2 separate regions of the Homo sapiens genome follow, and region 2 is linked to region 1. Evidence: chromatin loops called from intact Hi-C (ENCODE). Cell type or tissue: ovary. All regions are shown on one strand. Links, peaks and the distances in the headings refer to the core of each region. The heading gives the core; the rest is flanking DNA. Region 1 has its middle 14 kb from the start of TCTN1. Region 2 overlaps PPTC7 (protein phosphatase targeting COQ7).

What was found. Peaks named below come from ENCODE experiments on the same cell type or tissue, not always from the same donor. Only the 100,000 strongest peaks of a DNase experiment are listed, where the experiment ranks them.
Region 2: a loop joins it to region 1, with 2.1 times the contacts of the local background. A loop is called at or near these places in 74 of 110 quality-filtered maps.

The regions. Positions count from the first base shown.
Region 1 is chr12:110,597,424-110,602,802 of GRCh38, reverse strand. No RefSeq gene overlaps it. Among named protein-coding and RNA genes, the nearest start is that of TCTN1, 14 kb to the left of the region's middle. In ovary, for the core only: CTCF peaks have their summits at 419 (motif pointing right) and 2,359 (motif pointing right); a DNase peak (open chromatin) is centred at 443.
Region 2 is chr12:110,541,579-110,546,957 of GRCh38, reverse strand. It overlaps PPTC7 (protein phosphatase targeting COQ7), which reads left to right. Exons shown (of 6, transcript NM_139283.2): 3 at 880-1,078. Among named protein-coding and RNA genes, the nearest start is that of PPTC7, 39 kb to the left of the region's middle. RefSeq lists an enhancer at 2,923-3,022. In ovary, for the core only: no CTCF peak of the experiment used is centred there; a DNase peak (open chromatin) is centred at 3,207; H3K27ac peaks cover 2,433 bases.

The sequences.
Region 1 (5,379 bases), core at 71-5,070:
CGAGACTATCCTGGCTAACACGGTGAAACCCTGTCTCTACTAAAAATACAATAAATTAGCCGGGCGTGGTGGTACACACCTGTAGTCCCAGCTACTCAGGAGGCTGAGGCAAGAGAATTGCTTGAACCCGGGAGGCGGAGGTTGCAGTGAGCCGAGATCACGCCACTTCACTCCAGCCTGGGTGACAGAGCAAGACTCCGTCTTAAAAAATAAATAAATAAATAAAAGCTTAAAAATGTTATTTGAGAAAGGGTGCAGGATTCAGGTTTCCTTAATTGGAAAAGACAAGATGATGTTAATTCTCCAGAAAGCGAAAGGAGAAAATATATGTTAATCTTGCCTCAAAATCGATTGTATGGTCCTCAGGATTTAGCAATTCTGAATAATGCCATTTCACCTATTCCCTGCAGATGGCAGCCTTTGTCACCAAAACTTGGTTCCTCTCACAGGGTTGACCCGGAGCAGAGGACAAAATGCTATTCTTTCATTGGCTCTAGTTCACTCAACAAATATTTACTGAGCACCTACTATGTGCCCGGACCCAGAAACAGCAGTGGTCAAGCAGGCACCAGCATTGCCCTCTCAGAACTTCCAACAGTTCTAGAGCTTCATTCTAAGGAGCTGAGGGGCCCTCCCAAGGAAAGCTTCCATGAGAATGGGCCTTCAGTTACAGAAGCCTTAACAGGAGTCAGAAACAGAATGCCTTCTCGAGCAAAAACGATGTTGCAAAGGACATTACTCACCACCAATTGCTTTCCAGGCCTACCTGCACTTAAAAAGAGCCTTTCATAAGTTCCACCCTCAGAGGAAAGAGCTGGGATATTTTATTTTATTATTTATTTATTTATTTTGAGATGGAGTCTCACTCTGTTGCCCTGGCTGCAGTGCAGTGGCCCAATATAGGCTCACTGCAACCTCTGCCTCCCAAGTTTAAATGATTCTCATGTCTCAACCTCCCGAGTAGCTGGGACTACAGGCGCCCACCACCATGCCTGGCTAATTTTTGCATTTTTATTAGAGACAGGGTTTTGCCATGTTGGCAGGCTGGTCTCGAACTCCTGAGCTCAGGTGATCCACCTGCCTCGGCCTCCCAAAGTGCTGGGATTACAGGTGTGAGCCACCGTGCCCAGCCAAGAGCTGGGATATTTTAAATTAAATAATTCAAACTTAAAGCTGCTGGAACTTTCTTCTGAGCCTTGAGAGGAATGTGGCCATGTAGTATGCAGTTGCAACTTCTGCTTGTCCTGTAAATGATTAGAAATGACCCAGTAGGCCGGGTGCGGTGGCTCACGCCTGTAATCCCAGCACTTTGGGAGGCCAAGACAGGCAAATCACTTGAGATCAGGAGCTGGGGACCAGCCTGGCCAATATGGCGAAACCCCGTTTCTACTAAAAATATAAAAATTGGGCGTGGTGGTGGGCACCTGTAATCCCAGCTACTTGGGAGGCTGAGGCAGAAGAATTGCTTGAACTCAGGAGGCAGAGGTTGCAGTGAGCTGAGATTGCACCACTGCACTCAAGCCTGGGCAATACACAGTGGCTCACGCCTGTAATCCCAGCATTTTGGGAGGCCGAGGCAGACAGATCACAAGGTCAGGAGTTCAAGACCAGCCTGACCAACATGGGGAAACCCTGTCTCTACCAAAAAAAAAAAATAGCCAGGCATGGTGGCACAGGCCTGTAATCCCAGCTACTCAGGAGGCTGAGGCAGGAGAATCACTTGCACCCAGGAGGCGGAGGTTGCAGTGAGCCAAGATCACGCCACTGCACTCCAGCCTGGATGACAGAGGGAAACTCCATCTCAAGAAAAAAAAAAAGAAAGAAATGACCCACTAGCACCAGAGATAAGACCCTCTCAGGACATTACTCCTCTTCATAGAATGTTAAAGCATCTTCCTTGAAATGTAGCAAGCTGTTTTAATCAAATGACTGTAACATACATATGGGCCTTGGATGGAAAATGTTGCAACTCAGCTGCAACTGTTTCTATCTATATAAGTGAAACCTTAGCTTCCTCTCTTTCCAACACTGATCCCATTCCTTTGGAGTATGTGTTTCGCAGGTGATCATCCTCAAACCTTGCACTTGAATAAACTCTGTACTTAATCATATTTTCTAAATCTCGTTATGCAAGTTTGACAGATACTAAGAGGCATTGTCGCCAATGTAGAAAGAGGGTGGCAGGGTTATGGGGTGAGTGAACGGGAAGATTTAGGAAATACAGACCACGGATAACAATTCAAAATGCCCCACCAATTTTTAAACCAAACATCTCCTTTTTAAGAAAAATTATCCAAATTTTGGAAATAAGACCAAGAGAGGGCAGTGTAGTTCTTTCAATGTCATCAAGGACTTTGTTTCACAAGCTCACCCAAAGATTACTTAATTCTCTAGCAGGGATCAGCAAACTCTTTCTGTAAAGGTCCAGGTAGTAAATATTTTAGGCTTTGTGGCTGGTTCCTATCTGTCAACTACTCAACTCTATCGGTCATCATGGTCCACCATTTCTGTACAGCAAAAGCATCCTGGGGAGATACAGAAATAATTGGGTATGGCTGTGTTCCAATAAAACTGTATTTTAGGCCGGGCATGGTGGCTCACACCTGTAATCCCAGCACTTTGGGCGGCCGAGGCGGGAGGATTGCTTGAGGCCAAGAGTTCAAGACCAACATAGTGTGACCCCATCTCTTATTTTTAAAAATAATAAAATTAAAATCTTATTACAAACACAAGCAGCCAGGCCAGATGTAGCCCACCAACTACTTATATAGGCCAGGGACTGTTCCTTTGTTTGCATAGGTATTGATTGATTAAAGGCCCAGATTTTTGTCCAGTACAGTTTTTGGTTGTTTTTTGTTTGTTTTTGTTTTTGAGATGGAGTCTCACTCTGTTGCCTAGGCTGGAGTGCAGTGGCATGATCTCAGCTCACTGCAACCTCCACCTCCTGGGTTCAAGCAATTCTTCTGCCTCAGCCTCCCGAGTAGCTGGGACTACAGGCATGCTCCACCAGCTAATTTTTTTTTTTTTTTTTTTTTAGTAGAGATGGGGTTTTACCGTCTCAGGCTCCTGACTTCAAGTGATCTGCCTGCCTCGGCCTCCCAAAATGCTGGGATTACAGGCATGAGCCACTGTTCCTGGCCTTGTCCAGTAGAGTTTTGAATTATTTCTCTCCAGTACAAAAGAGAATCCCATAGCTTATAGTTCTTATTACCCTGCAGAAGATTAACCAGTTTTGTATCTAAAATTCCCACTTCCTCAAGTACCTACTTCTTCAAAACATTCTCTGAACCAACTTCACCATCCGACTGTTTCCTCTTAGACAAGTAGAATACTTTTCTGACGTGTCAATTCTATATTTGTTTGTTTTGTTTTTTGTTTTGTGTGAGATGGGGTCTCATTCTGTCACCCAGGCTGGAGTACAATGGTGCAATCTTGGCTGACTGCAACCTCCACCTCCGGGCTCATGCCATCTGCCCACCTCAGCCTCTCAAGTAGCTGAGACTATAGGCGCACACCACCATGCCCTGCTAATTTTTGTATTTTTTGTAGAGACAGGGTTTCACCTTATTGCCCAGGCTGGTCTCGAACTCTGGGGCTCAAATTATCTGCCTGCCTCAGCCTTCCAAAGTGCTGGGATTACAGGCATGAGCCACCATGCCGAGCCCTCCATTCTATATTTGAATGAGTCATGCTTTATTTTTATTTTTATTTTTTGAGACAGAGTTTCGCTCTTGTCGCCCAGGCTGCAGTGTAATGGCGCGATCTCAGCTCGCTGCAACCTCCACCTCCTGGGTTCAAGCGATTCTCGTGCGTCAGTCCCCCAAGTAGCTGGGAGTACAGGCGCCTGCCACCACGCCCAGCTAATTTTTATATTTTTAGTAGAGACAGGGCTTCACCATGTTGGCTAAGCTGGTCTCAAACTCTTGACCTTAGGTGATCCGCCTGCCTCCACCTCCCAAAGTGATGGGATTACAGGCGTAAGCCACCGCATCTGGCCCTCTCCCCACCTTCTTAATTTCATTTTCTACCTCCCCATCATTCCCTACACACTTTGGCCACACCGACCCTTTGCCTAATCCTCTAACAACTCACACTTTAAAGAAAAACTTTGGCTGGGCACGGTGGCTCACACCTGTAATCTTAGCACTTTGAGAAGCCGAGGTGGGTAGATTGCCTGAGCTCAGGAGTTCAAGACCAGCTTGGGCAACATGGTGAAACCCCGTCTCTACTAAAATACAATAAAAAATTAGCTGGGCATGGCGGCGTGCACCTGTAATTCCAGCTACTTGGAAGGCTGAGGCAGGAGAATCGCTTGAACTAGGGAGGCGGAGGTTGCAGTGATCCGAGATTGTGCCACTGCACTCCAGCCTGGTGACAGAGCGAGACTCCATCTACAAAAGAAAAAAAAAAAGATTTAATTGTGGTAAAATATATATAACAGAAAATTTCAGAAACCATCTTTAGGTGTACAGTTCAGTGGTAGTAAGTACAATTCACACTGTTGTGCAGCCATCAACACAGCCCATCTCCAGAATTCTTTTTCATCTTGCCAAACTGAAACTCTGTACCCATCAAACAATAATTCCCCATTCCTCCGCCCCCCCAACCCCTAGCAACCACCATTCTGCTTTCTGTCTTTATGAATTTGACTACCCTAGGTATCAAATTCCATTTAAGTGGAACCATAAAGTATTTGTCTGCCTGTGACTGGCTTATTTCACTTAGCATAATGTCCTTTAAGAAGTATATCCCTGTTGTAGCCTGTGTTAAGATTTAAATTTTTTTTCTTTTTTTCTTTTTTTTTTTTTTTTTTGCTCTGTCACCCTGGCTGGTGTGCACTGGCATGATCTCAGCTCACTGCAACCTCTGCCTCCTGAGTTCAAGCAATTCTCCTGCCTCAGCCTCCCTAATAGCTGGGATTATAGGCATGTACCACCATGCCCAACTAATCTTAGTATTTTTAGTAGAGATGGGGTTTCACCATGTTGGCCAGGCTGGTCTCGAACTCCTGACCTCAAGTGACCCACTCACCTCGGCCTCCCAAAGTGCTAGGATTATAGGTGTGAGCCCCCATGCCTGGCTCCTCCTTTTTTTCTCTTTTCTTTTTTAGAGACAAGGTGTCACTCTATCACCCATTTTGGGGGACAGTGGCACACTCATAGTTCACTGTAATCTTGAACTCCTGGACTCAAGTGATCCTCCCACCTCAGCTTCTCCAGTAGCTAAAACTATAGGTACACACCACCATGCCAAGTTAAAAAAAATTTTCTTTTGAGAGATGGGATCTTGCTATGTTGTCCAGGCTGGTCTCAAACTCCTAGGCTACAATGATCCTCCTGCCTCACCCTCCCAAAGTGCTGGAGTTACAAGTATGAGCAA
Region 2 (5,379 bases), core at 281-5,280, 56 kb after region 1:
GCCAACAATATGCATTATCTTCTTTTGACTCGTGTTAAACTAATAGGTGAAAAGCGTTACTAGTGAGGTGGTCATTTTTTCATATATTTACAGATCATCTACACTTATTTCTTTGTGAACTGCCTGTTTTTCTATGTTGCCATTTTTCTGGTGGCGGTAGGTAGGTTTAACTGTTAGTACTTGAGAGTGGTCTCTGCTAGTTGTGCCATTAGCCTTTCAGTCTAGGGAAGATTCTGTGGCCCGTGCACAGCAAAGCTATGCAGAGTTCTTTGCCCAGAGTCTCTGTCGAATGAACAGGTTGATTCCACAAGCTGCCTGCAGAAATTTGGTCTTGTTACCTCATAGTGAGTGAGTCATTAGTCTCCAATAAAAGTTCTTCCTGACCTCAACAGATGGAAATCTGGTTTAAAATTGTAGTTATGTGCCCTGTCTTAAATGTGAGTGAATTTTGTGGCCAATGACTAATAAGAAATGTCGGGAAAATGTAACATTTTCATTCTGGCATTGAAGTATTAAAACTTAATATCTCAACAACATGTTTTTGAGCATTTGGCATAGATGACAGCACTGTTGAAATGAAATAGTGTGATTAAATACCAGTCATTTTTATTGCTTTCTGTCAATGCAAATGGAAGAATTCAGATCATCTGTGGCCCAATTACTATGTATAATACAAATCCTTTTTCTTTCCCCACCGTGTTAACCCTGATCAGGATTTTATTGATATTCGTAGAGGATGTGGAGCATAACTAAGAAAGGTCCTGTTTAGGCAAAGGAGATTGAAATTATGGTGTGTTGCTCTGTGGGGTCATGTGTTAAAATGTGTGTGCAAAGGCAGCCTAGGAAGAAAAAATAAATGGAGATGATTTTTGTTTCTAGGTAGCAGCACCGCCTGCATTGTGGTGCTGGACAGAACCAGCCACCGCTTACACACAGCAAACCTGGGCGATTCAGGCTTCCTGGTTGTCAGGGGTGGTGAAGTCGTGCACCGATCAGATGAGCAGCAGCATTACTTCAACACTCCATTCCAGCTCTCAATCGCTCCCCCTGAAGCCGAGGGAGTCGTCTTGAGCGACAGGTAATCTCCCCTCTCAGCCATTAAGTGTGAGCAGGACGTGGCTCATTCATAGTCCCCTCCTGTCCCCCTTGAGTGCAGTGAGGTAGGCATTTCCATGAAAAGAATACACTGAGAATGTTCTCATCAAGAGGACCTTTTAGTTTAACTTTGAAAGATACTTTTCTGGAACTAGATAATCTAGCTAAGTGGAATTCTGATAAATACCCAATAATTTGACAAGACCATGAAAATACTATTTCAGGCTTACAGAATATCAATTTTTCATATCAACACCACATGGTACATACAGTACTTTATTAAATTGTGCTGGAGAAATGAGTCATTGTTCATGCATGCCATTGCTTGTACAAGATTTTGCATACATTGTTAGGGAAGAGCACAAACAGACATCTGCGTTATTTATTGGAGTAACTTCCTGATTCTCTAGACCTCTTACTACATGCATCAAATAGAACTTGCAGGAAATGGAGTCAAAATGGTCTTAAGTGACTGGGCACGGTGACTCACGCCTGTAATCCCAGGACTTTGGGAGGCTGAGGCGGGTGGATCACTTGAGGCCAGGAGTTCAAGACCAGCTTGGCCAACATGGTGAAACCCCATCTCTACTAAAAATGCAAAAATTAGCTGGGCGTGATGGCGGGCGCCTGTAGTCCCAGCTACTCAGGAGGCTGAGGCAGGAGAATCGCTTGAACCCAGGAGGCAGAGATTGCAGTGAGCCGAGATTGCGCCACTGCACTCTAGCCTGGGTGACAGAGCAAGACTCTGTCTCAAAAAAAACCAAAACAATAAAACCAAAATGGTCTTGAGGTGGGCACAGTGGTGTAGGACCATAGTCCCAGGTACTTGAGAGGCTGAGGCTGGAAAATCGCTGGAGTCCAGCCTGGGTGACATAGTGACACCCTGTCTTTTAAAAAAAGTGGTCTTGGATATGTTCTTTGATAATGTTATTGAGGTGTTCTCTTTTTCTTTCTCACATCTTTTCTCAGTTCACTTTTAAATTGTCAAGAACGTTCCAAGATGCTGCTTTTTTTCCCCGCCCCTTCTCTGAGACAGAGTCCTGCTCTTGTTGCCCAGGCTGGAGTGCAATGGCATGATCTCAGCTCACTGCAACCTCCGCCTCCTGGTTCAAGCGATTCTCCTGCCTCAGCCTCCCAAGTAGCTGGGATTACAGGTGCCCGCCACCATGCCTGGCTAATTTTTGTATTTTTAGTAGAGACAGGGTTTCACCATGTTGGCCAGGCTTGTCTCAAACTCCTGACCTCGTGATCCACCCGCCTCGGCCTCCCAAAGTGCTGGGATTACAGGCATGAGCCACTGCGCCCAGCCAAAATGGTGCTTTTTTTGAGTTGACTTTTACAGTTTATCTTTTCTTAGATGAGTGTCCAGAGTAAGGCAAAGCCTCAGATTTCAGTGTCTTTAACAATCTTATAGCTTTATAGGACCTGGCACAAACATCACTGGCAATTCATAAATGTTGATTAATGGACAATGAACCTTTTGTAAAAATAGAAGCATTCTAGCAAGTACTTGTCTCTACTTAATAGCTCTCATTAAACCATCTCTTAGGTCCAAACTAAGATAAAATGAATTATTATTGCCATCTTTTAAACTGGAACGAGCATGTTATGTAATTAAATGTTCAGCATTGCCCATCTAAAAATTTAGCAGTAAAAGTAACTTTTACCGGTAAAAGTCTAAATATTCTTCCAATTATGGTCACCAGTCTAAATCCAAAAGTAAAAAGTAAAAGTAGGCGGGTGACCATAATTGGAAGAGTATTTGATTCTAGGCCCTTCTAAAGTTGGCTGTAATCTACATTATTGTTAGCCACACTGGAGTGGGGAGAACTCTGAACCCCAAGGCCTCCGTAGAGCCCAAGCTCAGATCACAGTTTTTGGAGACTGGTGCTTCAATTTTTTCTTCATTTGATTCTTCTTGTTGGGCTTCCAAGCACCAAAGCAGCCCTGCCATATCTCACACACTGTCTGTGGGACAGACAGGTTGGGGCAGTACTCTGCCGGCATGCCAGCGAGGTGGAGGTGGCTTCCCCTAGAGCCCAGAGACAGCTCGCTAGCATGTGATTTCAGCTCATGTTTCAGTGCGGTCAAAAGTTTCCAGCAGCACAGTATGTTCAATCAAAATGGGCAAAACTGCAGCTGGCAGAACACCAAGCTCATGGGTGGGAGTGTTAGGAGAGGACGAACTGTCCAATGGGAGCAAGACTCTCACAGACAGAATAGCAAAGGACACTTCTGGGGAAAGAAAAACCTCAGCATAAAACAGAGCTTCAGTGCCAACCTGGTCATTAATCTACACTTCTAGAATCTGATTAGCTTTCAAAGGCTGAGCAGATGAGAGCGTCTTGCATTGTTTTCTCTTTATTCCACAGAAAGAATTGACCTGATTTCCCCCAGTTTTACAGTCTTTTTCCCTTTTTTTTTTTTCATGCTGCATGTATCTCCTTAGTTAATGGTCCCTCTTATCTACAGAATATTATTTTAACCTTAACTTACAGGTTTTCCTTTAGTAGACATTTTTACAAAATGTTGATTATCTAAATATGTAAGTGAAAGTCGGTTCCCTGCAGCAGCACATGGCAGAACTTTACATGTGCCACCTTTTTCCTCAGTCAAGTGAAGATGAACCAGAAATTTTCTGAGTGCATTTAGTGTGAATCCTCATAGGCATGTGTGCTTTTGTTTGTTAGTTTTTATGCTTTCTCTTCACAAATGTTGTCACATGTTGCTTACACAAGTGTTGGGGTTTTTCCGTGGAGCTTAGGGTGCTTTGGATCTGGTGCCTCCCTTCCGGGTCGGTATCTGATTTGCTTTCCTGGCTCTTGTTCCTTAATTACAGATTAAGGCGGATTATCAGATCTCACCTTTCCCTCCCCAGGGAGGCCTGGAAGGAGGGAAACTGGCCTTAAGAAGTCGCCAAGAACCAGCCTCAGGAGGCCATGATCTCTGAATATAGGATCTTTTCTCCCCACCCGGGGTTTTCCCCCATTTTTATGTCTGTTTTCATCAGGCATTGTCAGAGAAAAAGATCTTCCATCTGTTTTTTTTTTCAAGAGTTGTACACAAAAAAGTTTAGTGAGACATCTGCCTCCTGTTCCTGCCCTTAGCCACATATTCTGTCCTCAAAGGTTTCTTTATGAGCAGTTTCTTTAGTTTCTTTTTCTTTTTTTTTTTTTTTTTTTTTTTTTTGAGACAGAGTCTCGCTCTGCTGCCCAGGCTGCTGGAGTGCAGTGGCGCAATCTCGGCTCACTGCTACTGCTGCCTCCCTGGCTCTAGCAATTCTCCTGCTTCAGCCTCCCGAGTAGCTGGAATTACAGGTGTGCACCACCATGATCTAACTTTTTGTATTTTTTAGTAGAGACAGGGTTTCACCATGTTGGGCAGGCTGGTCTTGAACTCCTGACCTCAAGTGATCTGCCCACCTTGGCCTCCCAAAGTGCTGGGATTACAGGTGTGAGCCACCACCCACAGCCCGCTATGAGCAGTTTCTTTGATTCTCTCCAGATCTATTCCCTGCATATAGAAGCATCCATGTCTGTGTGTCTTTCTGCCTTTTTTTTTTTACGGAAATGGTTGCACATACGACACACCGTCTTCACCTTGCTTTCTTCAACAGTATATTGAAGAGTTTTTTCCCCCAATTTGGAGAGTCAAATATTTTGCTGCTTCATTCAGTTATGCAACAGATATTTCTTCTATTTTTTTTTTTTCTTGAGATGGAGTCTTGCTCTGTTGCCCAGGCTAGAGTGCAGTGGCGCCATCTCAGCTCACTGCAACCTTCAGCTTTGGGGTTGAAGCAAGTGATTCTCCTGTGTCGGCCTCCCAAGTAGCTGGGATTATAGGCGCACGCCACCATGCTTGGCTAACGTTTGTATTTTTAGCAGAGATGGGGTTTCACCATGATGGCCAGGCTGGTCTTGAACTCCTGACCTCAAATAATCTGCTTGCCTCGGCTTCCCAAAGTGCTGGGATTACAGGGGTGAGCCACCACGCCTGGTCAAGATATCAAGATATTTCTTGAAGACGTGTTACATGAGGCACACTAATAAATACCTACGTATGATGACCACTTTGGGACCCTTGGGAGACACAGAGTCCTTACTATGCCAAAATACTGTAGCTATTTCCGGTGAATGTATTCTTTTTTTTTTTTTTTTTTTTTGAGACGGAGTTTAGCTCTCGTTGCCCTAGCTGGAGTGCAATGGTGCAATCTCAGCTCACTGCAACCTCTGCCTCCCAGGTTCAAGTGATTCTCCTGCCTCAGCCTCCCTAGTAGCTGGGATT